Regions from separate parts of the Homo sapiens genome. Here regions 2 and 3 are each linked to region 1. The links are chromatin contacts, found by Hi-C or POLR2A ChIA-PET in ENCODE. All regions are on one chromosome and are shown on one strand. Each heading gives the region's core, a stretch centred on a gene start or an enhancer-like site at or near the end of the contact. The rest is flanking DNA. Distances are from core to core; before and after follow the strand shown. Region 1 holds the start of NUP133-DT (NUP133 divergent transcript). Region 2 overlaps TAF5L (TATA-box binding protein associated factor 5 like). Region 3 has its middle 21 kb from the start of ABCB10.

Region 1 (4,721 bases), core at 1,225-3,724:
GAGAAAACATAAATTTAATCTCTATGCCACATCTAGGCTCCATTTTAAACTGCTAATATAGGTAAATGGAAAGATGACACCTACCTTCAGCCAATGTTAGGGCTTCCATGACTTTAACAGGAAGAGAAGATCCAAACGTTTTCACATCATAGTTCACAGACTCAGTTATGGAGTGGTGTGGGAACATTCGTGTTGGTGTTCCCCTAAAGAAAAGAGTCTATATTACCTTACTTGTAACTTAAAATTCTCCATTATCCTAATTTTTTATGTATATATTTTCACAGTAAGGAGTTCTTTGAAAAAAATTAACACTGGCTCATATTTACCATGTAATTAAATGTAATATTTTTCATGTAAAAAAAAAACAAAACAGGATTTAGGAAAACTTGGCTTCAATCCCATAGACTCTAGTATTGAAATGCATGCCTGTATTCACTTAAACTCCTTATAATTCTGCCTCCTTAGCTGTGAAATAAGGCTTAACTAGACCAGTGTTTTTTTTTTTTTTTTTTCAAACAGCGGGTCATTTTGCAGATCTCAACATTTTTGAAAGACAGAATATAAAACATCAGCTTTTACCATATGTTGTGGTCAAATACATTTTATAAATATTGGCTTAGATGAGATTTAAGCTCATCTAGCTTTAGGTGCTTAAGAGTCCACCAGACCTGGCCGGAGCAGTGGCTCATGTCTATAATCTCAGCACTTTGGGAGGCCGAAGCGGGAAGACTGCTTGAGACCAGGAGTTCAAGACCAGCCTGGGGAACGTGGCAAGACCTTGTCTCTACAAAAAAAATTTTAAATTAGCCGGGCATTGTGGCACCAGCCTGTAGCCTGGGCGACAGAGAGTGAGACCCTGTCTCTTTAAAAAAAAAAAAAAAAAAACTATCAGATCTGTACAACCAAGCAAGAAATCGAACAGGTTACGAGCATCAGCTGTTACATGGTCCTCAACAGCAGATATCACAGTAAAAACTTTATTTCTTGCTCACCCTCTTAACATTTAGAATATTGTAAAGTCACCAGAATAAAAGGTAGTCTATGTCTTATCACGAGAATTAAATGAGAAGATGCACATACAGAAGGGCTAAGGGCTTTGTTTCCTGACAGAGGATAACAAAGGTTTTTCTTCAAATGATCACAAGAAGAGATTTAAATAAAACAACACACAGTAAATAAAGTATGCTTTTATTCTCCAACTTTTCGCAAAAGGAATAGAAAACACTGACAAGATCAGCACTTTGAAAAGAACTTTTCAAAATATGCCAAAAAAAGTCAAAGATACAGTGTATTCTTTCAAAACCACTTCTCCTTTAAAGTACTGAAAAATTTTACAGATAAATTTTAACCATAATTTCAAGACACAATACTTTGTGTTTCCTGCAGGGAAAAATTCATTTTTTATAGATGAATTCAGAGAAAACTATGCAGAAACACTAAAGTTTTAGGTTAATTATGAACATGGTGTGTGTTGGGGGTGGGGAGGGGTGTGTGTGTGTGATGATTTTACTGGTGCTCCAAACGAGCAGTTTTAGTAACTAAACTATCACAGTACTCTTAGCTCACTTATGTAAAGCCTTTTCCTTATAATTTACCTAGAAAGTTAAATTCCGTAGCTAGAAACCCTTTAATTACCAATCATCAGATATTAATGTCAGTTGGTATGTTAGGCATTAAACAATGATCTTTCAGGGTTGTAGGTCCTCATTATCACCATCACCTTACATCTGCATCGTGGCAATTCATAATAACTCCTCTGGCTCAGGTGAGATATATTATCGCCATTTCACAGATGAAGAAAATCACGAGTGACTTACACCAGATCACACGGGTAGTAGGTGGGAAGTAGGTAAACACTGATGCAAATCCAGTTTGTACTTCACTTCTGCACAAAGGTATCCATGAAAAATGCAAAGTGGGGAATCAACTGATCAACTGATAATCAAAACGAAGCAGATACTACCTGCAGCAGTGGAAAAGGTCTATTTTCCAATACTGTGGCATTCTATTCCGCCGCCCCGGTTCCAAAGGCTTCTAAAGACAACAACCTATCCGGCCCACTGCGGCCCGTGAGGCTGTTGGTTGCCAGACCCAACCAGGGAGATCACTTACCGCGAGCTTAGCGAGCTACGCCGGCCGACCGGCGAGAAGAGCACTGGGGAGCTGACTGCAGACCCCAGGGGCAGACCCTTCCTGCTAGCCGTCCGGGGCGTGGAGCCGGGCCCGAGTCCGGCCAGCGGGCCCCTTCGGGACCCGGTACCCGGGGTCCGCGGAGAAGGGGCGGCTGGGAACATGACTCCAAGGAGCAGCGACTAGGACAGCGAGGGATCTGGCCGTCAGGTTGCAGCCTGGCCTGCGCGCGGAACTTAAACACCTAAGGGAAGAGATGGCGCGCGATGATGACGTCAAACGCAATGGCTCCCGCGGGTTGTGGTCGGAGCGCTGGCGGGGGCGGGATCGTGACGTTAAGGGCGGTGCCCAGTCAGCGAGGTAGGTCGGGAAGGCAGCCGGCGGCCCCAGATCTAGAACCGCTGCAGTGCCGAGCTTCCAGGGACGTGAAGCCGGAAAGCCAGGCGCCCTTCTTGACTGCGCCTAGGTGGAACTGGCCCTCCAGCAGCTTGAACGTAGCCTCTTTTCACACTGGTAGTTCCTGAACCTCTTGTGAAATGAAAGATGTTCCTCATTCCAAGCTGAGGACGGAGAAAAGCCGTAAAGCTGACACTGGTATCGCACTGTGATATTTGTTGTTTTCTAGGTTTGCCATTTTCCCATTCAACTTTGCGCAGTCTCATCCACGCTGATGACGCCACAAATCCGTGTCTCTAACCTGGATCCAGCTCAAAACCCCCAGACCCCTATCATTCAGCTCCCTAGGGGACAATTTCAGCTGGAAGTCCTGCGAACTCCTCACAATCCACTTATGAAAAGCGCATTCATGTTTTCCTTTAGGACCCCTCTCCTACCACCATCTCTGTTCCAGCTTGGTAAAACTGGCCAGTTGTCCAAGGCAAAGAGAAGAGCTCTATCTGCAGTCATCCCTCACACCTACCTCCACCCTAAGATCATGGTATACGTTGTAAGGTCCTACGTGTCTGTACTAGATCACACATTTGCACTGCCTCTGCCCTGGTTCTGGTACTTACCTTTCCCTCAACCACTGCGTAGCCTCTTCTGCCAGCGGGAGGGAGTAGGGGAGATGGGGAGAGGGTTCCTTACCTGTGTCTAGTCTTCCTCCACTCTATCTTCTCACTGCCAACACAATGAATTAAGGCAAACGTAATGCTGCTCTTGGGCCTGTAAATGCTTCAGTGGCTGACCATTGCCAGTAGGTTATTTGCTAAGCTCCTTTGCAAGGTCCTATGTGATCTAAGTCAGGTTGGCTTTTCCGTCCGTGTTGTACTTCCAGCACTTCCCACTTGCACTCCACATTCCGAGAACTTAAAAACCCAAATCTCCCTCCAGTGCCCATGTCCATGTTTCTCTCACCTGGAATGCACTCCCTGCCTTGTTGGTCCAGAAGGCGCCTACCTTCCGCATCAAGTTAGTTCTGTGCTGCCTTCTCAGTGAAACCTTCCACAGGATTAGGTCCCCCTTATCCTTTGTCCTCTCTGCTCCTGTGTGTAGACTGTATTTTTATCCTGCATAATAGTTTGTTTTCATAATTGTCTGTCAAGTACTTCCTTTTAAATGTCTTGACAGCAAGAGCAGTGACTTTGTTACCTTTGTGGCACACAGTAACAGACACATAGTAGACTTTCATTCAACGTGTGTTGAAATAAGGGAATGGTTAAGTAAACATTGACGTATTCACATGTGGGAGACCACAGTGTGGGTGTCAGTTGTTGACATTCCCCTGGGAAGCCAGTCATCTATCTATGCACCAGTGGCATCTGAGCAGTCATCTTGCCAAGGTTACATAGGCTAGCTGCTTTACTCCTTCTCCCACCTGGGTGTCTAACCCAACTTGGCAGCTTGTTGAGTCTTATAGCTCTGAGAGCCCAGTGCATTTCCTCCCTGTTTCATTCTTACAAGGAGGGGTGTGAAATAGGCAATAGAGAGTATTAATAGTTGTGTCTGAGAGGATTGGTGGGATCAATTTTATTCTTGTGCTTTGTTGGACTGGTTAGTGGTTTCCCCAGCATCCTAATGTAAAAGCTGTTGTTTGCAGGAGCTAGAATGACTTGTCAGCCACCTTTGAGCAAGAACTTGCCTGGAGTCCAAATGTATGGCTATTGAAGGATAGTAAGCAGACAGCACTAAAAGTCATCCATTCGTTATGGATTTAGTGAGTACCTACCATGTGCCAGGCTATGTGATAATTGCTAAGGCTTATAACTAAACAAAGCCCATGGGTCCTACCCTCATGGAGATTACAGACCAATGAGAAAGACAGACACTGAAAAAATGAACACAAATATCCAGCTACAAGCTGAGATGTGTACTATGAAATAAAAGAGCAAAGTGTATGAGAGAGAATCACTGGGGCTACCTATTTTTGCATGGAGGTCTATAAAGGTCTCTGGGAGAAAAGGACGTTTAACCTGAGACATGAAGCATAAGAGAATAGGAGGAAGAATGTTTCAGGCAGAGGATCCTTGGCCAAAGGTCCTGAAGCAGCAAAGGACTTGGTGCATTCTAGGAACTTTATTTATTCTTATTTTACTTTATGATTTTTCTAGAGATTGGGTCTTACTCTGTTGCTCAGGCTGGAGTGCAGTGGC
Region 2 (4,721 bases), core at 644-3,143, 89 kb after region 1:
TTTAGCTGCTTTATAAGCCATACTGCTGTTTTTACTCCATTTAACTGACAACAACATTTCGTTAAGTCCTGACATGTTCCTTACTCCCATGATGGGGGTTAATGATGGACACAGCGACACATGAAGGCAGATGTGGTATCACTTCAAGATTTTTTTTTTTCAGATGGAGTTTCGCTCTTGTTGCCCAGGCTGGAGTGCAATGGTGTGATCTCGGCTCACCACAACCTCCGACTCCTGGGGTCAAGCGATTCTCCTGCCTCAGCATCCCAAGTAGCTGGGATTACAGGCATGTGCCACCACGCCTGGCTAATTTTGTATTTTTAGTAGAGATGGGGTTTCTCCATGTCGGTCAGGCTGGTCTTGAACTCCCGACCTCAGGTGATCCGCCCGCCTTGGCCTCCCAAAGTGCTGGAATTATAGGCATGAGCCACCGCGCCCAGCCTCACTTCAAGATTAACACACAACCATTGGTTCAGGCATGGTGGCTCGCACTGTAATCCCAACAGTTTGGGAGGCCAAGGCAGGAGGATCACTGGAGCTAAGGAGTTGGGAGACCAGCCTGGGAAACATAGGGAGATTCTTTACCAAAAAAATTTAAAAAATTAGCTGGGCATGGTGGCGCATGCCTGTGGTCCCAGACACTTGGGAGGCTAAGGTAGGAGGCTCACTTGAGCCTGGGAAGTTGAAGTTGCAGTGAACTGTGATGGCACCACTGCACTCCAGCCTGGGGGACAGAGCAAGACCCTGTGCCCAAAAAAACCCAAAACAAAAACAAACACAAACAAAACCCAGAACTATCAGAGGAGTTTAGCCAAAATAAAACCTGGATGTTTAAGAATTAACACTAAGCTAGAAAGGTACAGTTACTAGTAAATCACAGCTCCCCCTGCCTAGTGACCAGCCACAAACTGCTTAGTGTTTCAAAATAAATAAGAATGAAGTTTTTAAAGTGACTTTCTGGAGGGTCTCAAAAAACATCTCCCCCAACGTAACAAAACAAGGTGTGGATTCAGAAGTGCTTGAAGCAAAGCCAAGCGATTCATGTGATTCTTCGAAATAATTTCCTGTGTGTGACGACAGAAAAGACGGCAACTAATGGTACTCAGAAAGAGTCCTCTTTCCTGGTCCTCTCCCCACAAGTATACCATCTGTTTTCAAAATTCATTTCCCTTTATTCCCACATAGATAAACTCCTCAAAACTACAGCTGTCTCTTCTGTCCCAGAATTCATCAATTAAAATGGGTTTTAATTAAACACCAGAAGAAAGGAGTATGATGAAGATCCCCAAACCAGTCAGCTTTGTTGGTTCATTGTGGCAGCCTTAGGTTCTTGTATAAGAAAAGGGCACCTTTTTTTTCTACTTGAAAATAGTTAAATTCAAAATAAAATGAATGCCTCCCATGTGTACATATTTAAGAAAAAGTTGAGAGAAAATAAACACTGATGTCCATGAATATTCACAATGGCTATTCCAAACACTCAACATTAAAAATACATTAAGTATTTGGGAGCTTAAGGGTCTACTGAGTGCTACCAAGAATATTAGTAATTTTCCTTTCCAAAGAAGTTACAACAACACTTTAAAATTTCAAGAATGACTCACTGCTCTACACCAGAAAGTTTATATAAAGACTGTGGGAACAAAAATGACACCAGATGAATTAAACAAAGATCCTGTGAAAGTTAACTGTGAATTAAAGGACATGTTACTGCCTCTGAGGTGTAAGTGGTCTTCATTTGGAACAAGAAGCTATGGAAGTGGCCTTCACCTCCTCAGTGGTGAAGGCATCACAATTGGAGATGAAGGTGCATGGGCTAGGAGCATGGGCTGGGAGTCCAGCTGGTGCTCCCCAGGGATCTTGATGATTGTCCCAGGCTGGTGGAAACGTGTCCAGCTGACTCTGTAGACCAAGGAATGGAGAAACCAGAATGTTCCTGTTGGCTATCACTGTCAGCCCTCTGCCAGGACCACAGCTTAAAATAACCCAGCCACATTTTCTGTGTGGCTCAACCAGTCCCACACGGGCCTCAGCACGGTCGAGCAGCTGATTTACAAGGGCCCAACGCCATGGGTTTTCACTTCTCTCTCCTGCCGACAGGATAATACCATACCCTACGATTCAGCCTGAATACTCCACAGTAATTGGGTATGCATCCCAAATAGAAATGTTTAATTTGTAAAGCATATTCATGTAATAATAAATCTTATTATATACATTATGAAACACACATGAAATAGAAATTTAACAAGAAAAATAAACATAAAGAGATCAAGTATCATCTCATGCACCCTTGTGCTGTAGTTTGCTGCCCCTGCTCTGGACTATGGAGTCCCTAAAACCTCAGATTTGTTATGGCCGTCTGCTCCTGGACTCTGAGGCTCCAACTACCTCAGAGCTCACACTCACGTTTCCCCCAGACCAGGGGTCCTTTCTTGGGGTCTGGAATTTAGCCTCCATCTATTCTCTAATTAGCTGTCAGTGGAACAGGAAGACATTAAATTTGGCTGGACTTGTGAGTGTATTAGACTTGGAAGCAAGTGAATCACTGCTATCTACGTGGGAGATGACAGCAGCCTGAACTAGAACAGAAAAGTTGGATACTGGCTAGCATGAATTGACATGTGCTGTTCATGTAAAATACATATCAGATTTCTAAAACTTAGGACCAAAAGAGATGTATGTAACAGGTTTCATGAATGATTTTTTATATTGCTTACATGCTGAAATAATTTGTTCATATTAGTTTGAATGAAATACATCATTAAAATTAACAAATTTTTAACCTTTTTAGATGTGGCTACTAGAAAAATTTAAATTACTATATGGCTCACATCATATTCCCATTGGATAGCATTAATCTAAATGACAATTTGATACACAGATTATAGAATTGAGTATTGCTGCTAATATTGCCTTCTTTACTTTTCAAACCTAAAGAAGACCAGATTGGGGGCAAAACCACCAGACATATAAATGAATTGCACACAGCTGTTTTACTGCTGAGTTAAGGAGGCGGGTGCTGGTAGTGATAAGGGTAGCTGCATACACACAGCTGAAAAGAAAGAAGAGCAAATCCTTGGTTTGGTATCTCTGTGGTTTTGCCATGTTGCTCAAATATTAAAAATACATAGGTATCAATCAACAGGGGTAAGGGTTGGATATCTCTTTTTTTTTTTTTTTTCTTTTTTTTTGAGACAGAATCTCACTCTATCGCCCAGGCTGGAGTGCAGTGGCGCGGTCTCAGCTCACTGCAACCCCTGCTGCCTGGGTTCAAGTGATTCTCCTGCCTCAGCCTCCTGAGTTGCTGGGATTACAGGTGTCTGCCACCACGCCCAGCTAATTTTTGTATTTTTCATAGAGATGGGGTTTCACCATCTTGGCCAGGCTGGTCTTGAACTCCTGACCTTGTGATCCACCTGCCTCGGCCTCCCAAAGTGCTGAGATTACAGGCGTGAGCCACCGCACCCAGCCAGATATCATTTCTATCTCCATTTCATATAGAACAAAAGATGGAGAATGAAGGTTTCACTCTTCATCTCAGTGTCTGAAACAGGAGGAGGGCTGCTCATACCAAGGTAAAAAGCAAGGGACTGCTATGTCACTTAACACCTTTCCAAAGGTTAACCTAGATGATCTTTAAGTGGGAGACAACAGAAGCTACAGGACAGTGCTGTGAATTCAGTTTTATTTGGCATAATTAACAGAGAAAATTTTAAGCTTACATAGAAGATTTTGGTTACTGTTATCCTGTTTTTTTTTTTAAACTGAGATATAATTACATACTATATAATTCTTTCAAAGTGTACAATTCAATGATTTTTAGTACATTCACAGAGTTGTGCAATGATCACCACTATCTAATACAGAACATTTTCATTACCTCACAAAGAAATGCCACACCCATTAGCGGTCACTCTCATTCTCCTTGCCCAGCCCCTGGCAACCACTCCTCTCCTCTCTGTCTCTATGGACTTGCCTATCTGGATATTTCCTATGAAAGGAATAACAGTAGGTGACCTTTTATGACTGGCTTCTTTCACGTAGCATAAAGCTTTCAAGTTCATCCATGTTGCAGCCTGCATCAGTGCTTCATTTCTTTTTATGGGCAAATAATATTCCACTGCATGCACACACTACATTTTATTTATTCATTCATCTTGATGGCCATTTGGACTGTTTCCACTTTTTGGCTATTGTGAATAATGCTTCCATAAATATTCATGTACAAGTGCCTGTGTGCACATGTTTTCCATTCTCTTGGATATATGTCTAGAAGTGGAATTGCTGGGTGTGAACACCGTTTCAAATACTGTAGAAATACTGTATTCACTGATTTATGTAATAGTTATTGCTTCAAAAAGATGAAAGCAGAGAGTGCAAGCTGGCTTTTTAATCTGACTTACATAGTGATTTTGTACTTTCTATCATCTCATTAATCCATGTGGCTTCACCACTTGCTTTTACCTGTTTGGTTTCTCTAGGTATGTGAGTTTGTGGCTCCTGTATTAAGAGTCTCTATTTTATTTTTTTTAATATTCAATATTTCATTTCAAAATAATAGTCTGTTTTAATTATGCATTCTATAAGGGAAAAAGAAAAGTCCAAATTTTCACTGGAGAAACATTAAACACCAACTATCGTAACTAATTTATGCCTGGCTTTCTCCCCAAATGCTTGTTGTCAGAAACCAAAAAGAAAACTTCTCAAATTGCTGTGAT
Region 3 (4,721 bases), core at 873-3,372, 71 kb after region 1:
AAAACAATTTATCAGGCAGGCTTAGCAAACATTTCAATTTAACAGATGTCTGAGTAGCTATCATGTGCAAGGTCAGCCTCTCTGTTAACTGAAAAATGGAGGTACCAATTGAACAAATCTGGATGTGTGATATTCACTCTCCATCAAATAGGCCTCATAACTTCTTCCTGAAGTGGGTGCCATCTAGGAGCAATTAGAGGGCTTAGTTGAAGTAGTGCTAAGTGTAACAGCATTTTATATTCGCTCATAGTTTCTGAACTGCACTTAAACACTCTCCTCTTGCCGGGTGCGGCGGCTCACGCCTATAATCCCAGCACTCTGGGAGGCTGAGGTGGGCGGATGACCTGAGGTCAGCAGCTTGAGACCAACCTGGCCAACATGGTGAAACCCCGTCTCTACTAAAAATACAAAAATTAGCCGGGCGTAGTGGTGGGTGCCTGTAATTCCAGCTACTAGGGAGGCTGAGGCAGGAGAATCGCTTGAACTCGGGAGAGGCAGAGGTTGCAGTGAGCCGAGATCGCACCACTGAACCCCAGCCTGGGCAACAGAGACTCCATCTCAAACAAAACAAAACAAACAAAAAAACACTCTCCTCTTTGAATTTGCAGAACACTGAATCTAGAGGTAGGAGGCTATGCTCCACCACCCAAAGTGATTGCCAGTTTCTCTGCCAGGAGTACTTTGGGTATTCTTCATTAAGAGGCTAGATCCATGGTATTACTGTCCAAAGGAATTTCTTAAACTATTGCACACACAAGCAGGAGAATCTAGAGCAAACATTGCTGATGTTCAACCTACTAGCAAACATTTCCATTCAATGATGTTGAGTCCCCACTATGAGCAAGGCATCTATTCACTGAAAAATGGAGTTATCAGGTGAACACCACCTCTACCTAACTGATCAATGAATCTCTGGTATCTAGCACAATGCCTGGCACACAATATATATTTTTACAAGTGGTAGTTTTTATTATTCCCTGATTTCTTTTTCTCCTTCCTTCCTTTCTTCTCTTTTCTTTCTTTTTTCTTTCTTTCTCTTTCTTTCTTTTTTTCTTTTTCTTTCTCTTTCCTTCCTCCCTTCCTCCCTTCCTTCCTTCCTCTTTCTTTTCCTTCCGTCCTTCCTTCGCTTCCTTCCTTCCCTCCCTCCCTCTTTTTCTCTTTCTCTCTTTCTTTCTTTCTTTCTTTCTTTCTTTTTTTCTTTCTTTCTCTTTTTCTTTTTCTTTCTTTCTCTTTCTTCAGTCTCACTCTGTTACCCAGGCTGGAGTGCAGTGGCATAATCTCAGCTCACTGCAACCTTCGCCTCCTGGGTTTTCAAGCGATTCTTCTGTCTCAGCCTCCCAAGTAGCTGGGATTACAGGCATGCACCACCATGCCTGGCTAATTTTTGTACTTTTTTAGTGGAGGTGGGGTTTCGCCATGTTGCCCAGGCTGGTCTCGAACCCCTGACCTCAGGTGATCCGCCCGCCTCGGCCTCCCAAATTCCTAGGATTACAGGCGTGAGCCACCATGCCCAGACCCTGATTTCTTCTTGTGTCTACTCCCACCCTCCCTCTGAAAATGTCCCAGAGCCCAAGAATCTATTAGCATTTGACTATAGCTTTGTTTTAGCTTCACATTGATTGTAATCTAAGGGCAAATCTGCTGCCACGGTGTGGCAGCAAAGAAATGAAAGGAAGTGTCTGGCAGCGCAGGGGAGAAATTGTGTTTCCTCCTTCTCCAAAGGTTCACCTTTTCTATTTCACCTTCATCATTCATAAGAAGGTGAAAGGATGCCAGGAGCAAGGCGGATCTACGGGACTTTTGAAAAGAAATGTACTGACCTTTGGCTGTAAAAACTGTGTCATGAGAACAGAAAGCCCTGAGAGAAGAAGTCAGAAAATAGAGAAAAGGGGAAGGGAAAATAACTCCTGGCCTGCCTCCAATTCATTTAAATATTGCTCAGAGCTCAGCAGAGCGGGATGAGAGACACTGGCAAGAGGCTGTGCTGCAGTAAATGAGAGAATCTCAGGTGTCCTTATAATGGCCCTGTTATGGATCGCAGCTTGGATGAGCACTTCACATAAATGCAAGGCCATTTCAGGACTCCCCAGCTGCAGTCAGCAGGCCCTCTGTATGCTTTGGCGTCTGCAGCTGGAAGGAAGCCTGCACAGCTCCCTTCTGTCCTCTCATTGTTCACAGGACAGCCATTCATGGGATCTATGGCGCACTCTGTGCTAGGGCAGAATGCCAGGGAAGAGCTGCCTGTCTTCAGCGCCCTTGCTGGGAACCACACGCCAGAACCCGACCCTGCCATGCTTTGTGCTTCAGGCAGCAGGACCCCACCCCTAACAGAGTCTCAAGTCAGACACTAAGCGATGATCACGACTTGGGAACTCAGCCAGGAAAGAAAAGACATACAGCTTGAAAACAATGTGGGAAATGGCTGAGAAAGAGAGGAAGATAAGAAATAAAGAGGGCTCTCTGAAGAGTGAGCTGAACTTTGGTTGTGACAGGTTCTCAATAGTACCAAAATCCATGAACTTTTTTTTTGAGGATTCAAAAAAGTTTATAATTAAAGAGAAATGCTTCTAATTAAGGAGACAGTTTTCTGTCTTTTGGGAGATGGGGTTTGTTTGTTTGTTTTTGATTTCTCTGTTATGCCTTTATATAATGAGCCCTTAACAAAGGTAATGATCATGAAGTAGATTACTACATGTACAGCACACTATGTTTCTGGGCATTTACTTATAGCTTGATATCTCCCCAAATTGCTTTACCTTTTTCTTCTTAGCTTGAGCAGAAATTACAGTATCTTGTCCCTCATTATACTTACCTATGGTTTTATTTATTATTATTTTTTCAGTTGGAGTTGCACTCTTGTCGCCTGGGCTGGAGAGCAATGGCGTGATCTCGGCTCACTGCAACCTCTGCCTCCCAGGTTCAAGTGATGATTCTCCTGCCTTAGCCTCCTGAGTAGCTGAGATCATAGGCGCCTGCCACCATGCCCAGCTAATTTTTGTATTTTTAGTAGAGACAGGGTTTCACCATGATGGCTGGGCTGGTCTCGAACTCCTGACCTCAGGCGATCCACCTGAGTCAGCCTCCCAAAGTGCTGGGTTTACGGGCATGAGCCACCACGCCCGGCCTATTCTTCTTTTTTTAAATCTAAATTTTATTTTTAGAGACAGGGTCTCACTCTGTTGCACAAGCTGGAGTGCAGTGGCACAATCATGGCTCACTGCAGCCTTGAACTTCTGGGCTCAAATGCTACTCCCACTTCTAACTCCTGAGTAGCTGGGACTATAGGCACATGCCACCATGTCTGGCTATTTTTTAATTTTTTTTTTCTTTTTTTTTTTTTGTAGAGACAGGGTTTCATTATTTTGCCCAGGCTGGTCTCGAACTCACGGCCTCAAGCAATCCTCCCAAAGTTCTGGGATTACAGGCATCAGCCACCGCACCTGGCCTGGTTTTATTCTGGGAGGCAAAAGTATTTTACCAACATAAATTTATGAGCCATCGGAACAACCTGTGAGTTAATTCAGATTTGAACTTTGTTTTATAGAAAGTCACAAACTTTGAAATATTGATAAATCCAGTAATATTGGCTTAATCAAGAAAGAGCATTTTATGGCATGGAGTAGGTAGGCATTAAAAATTGCCTTTCAAAAAAATTTTGGATACACTTTTATGAGCATAAGTCTCATTTTAAAAAACATCAAAAGAAACAAGAATAATTCAAAACACAAAAGTTGGTGCATTGAGTTAATATTTGCGACCCTCTTCCAATAAATTCATCCTTAAAAGTCCTACAGACAGTTGAGCTGAAGTCTCCTCAAAGTCAAAAGGAACCCAGACTGCAGTTTTGTTTCATGAATGAATAGCTATCTTTTGCCACACATTCATTTACTCAATCATTCAATAAGCATTATTGAATTACTGCCAATTATAGGCCGTTGCATCTTACTTTTTCAATTTTGGGGGGTAACGACTTTATTGAATTCACATACCATACAATTCCTCTTCTTAAAATGTACAACTCGGCCAGGCACAGTGGCTCACGCCTATAATCCCAGCACTTTGGGAGGCTGAGGCGGGCGGATTACCTGAGGTCAGGAGTTCAGGACCAGCCTGATCAACATGGCATAATCCTGTCTCTACTAAAAATACAAAAATGAGCTGGGTGTGGGGGTGCATGCCTGTAATCCCAGCTACTAGGGAGGCTGAGGCAGGAGAATTGCTTGAACCTGGCAGCCAGAGGTTGCAGTGAGCCGAGATGGCATCATTGCACTCCAGCCTGGGCAACAAGAGTGAAACTTGTCTCAAACAAACAAACAAACAAAAAAGTACAACTCAATGGTTTTAAATATATTCAGTATTGAACAAATATCACCAAAATCAATTTTCATTACCTCAAATGACCTTCCAAATTTAACGTTTTCGCAAGGCAAAATTGCTGACTTTCCTATATTTTTAGTAAGAGATGAGACTTTTCACTTACTATTTCTAAGTTACATTATGGTGTCATTTGACTATTAAAGTTTAACCCTCTTAAATGCTACTTCAATTATTTTCTTCCCTCAGACTTGAATTTAATTTTTTATATGATCTAAGGAAGCAGAGGGTTTTACATAATAACTACATGCATACCTATGAAGGGTGCTTTATCTTTTCTTCAATTTTTTATCCTGGGAAAATATAATCACATACAAATTACCATTTTAACCATTTCCCTTCATTTT

The links. Hi-C counts contacts between places; a loop is a spot of excess contacts on that map. ChIA-PET counts read pairs that join two places held with the same protein, here RNA polymerase II (POLR2A). Pooled maps may share reads with other maps.
Region 2: a loop to region 1 is called in a map of ascending aorta, with 4 times the contacts of the local background. The contact joins the enhancer-like site here to the promoter of NUP133-DT in region 1. A Hi-C loop is called at or near these places in 2 of 168 maps with a recorded cell type or tissue (ascending aorta and chondrocyte) and 2 of 50 pooled maps. POLR2A ChIA-PET finds 5 or more read pairs at or near these places in 1 of 52 experiments (Caco-2).
Region 3: a loop to region 1 is called in a pooled map, with 2.2 times the contacts of the local background. The contact joins the enhancer-like site here to the promoter of NUP133-DT in region 1. A Hi-C loop is called at or near these places in 2 of 50 pooled maps. POLR2A ChIA-PET finds 5 or more read pairs at or near these places in 6 of 52 experiments (Caco-2, HEK293T, MCF 10A and 3 more).

What each region holds. Positions count from the first base shown.
Region 1 is chr1:229,505,956-229,510,676 of GRCh38, forward strand. NUP133-DT (NUP133 divergent transcript) reads left to right here and starts at 2,475. Exons shown (of 3, transcript NR_110630.1): 1 at 2,475-2,724; 2 at 4,169-4,285. NUP133 (nucleoporin 133) reads right to left here and starts at 2,386. Exons shown (of 26, transcript NM_018230.3): 1 at 2,113-2,386; 2 at 85-203. The coding sequence starts at 2,294. RefSeq lists silencers at 2,077-2,306, 3,247-3,541 and an enhancer at 2,357-2,476.
Region 2 is chr1:229,595,523-229,600,243 of GRCh38, forward strand. All of the region lies in intron 4 of TAF5L (TATA-box binding protein associated factor 5 like), which reads right to left. Among named protein-coding and RNA genes, the nearest start is that of TAF5L, 28 kb to the right of the region's middle. Within about 2 kb of position 1,894, at least 12 of the 41 ENCODE cell types and tissues checked have a DNase peak (open chromatin) inside an H3K27ac peak, as active enhancers do; they include ascending aorta, where a contact is called at or near this core.
Region 3 is chr1:229,577,254-229,581,974 of GRCh38, forward strand. No RefSeq gene overlaps it. Among named protein-coding and RNA genes, the nearest start is that of ABCB10, 21 kb to the left of the region's middle. Within about 2 kb of position 2,123, at least 16 of the 41 ENCODE cell types and tissues checked have a DNase peak (open chromatin) inside an H3K27ac peak, as active enhancers do.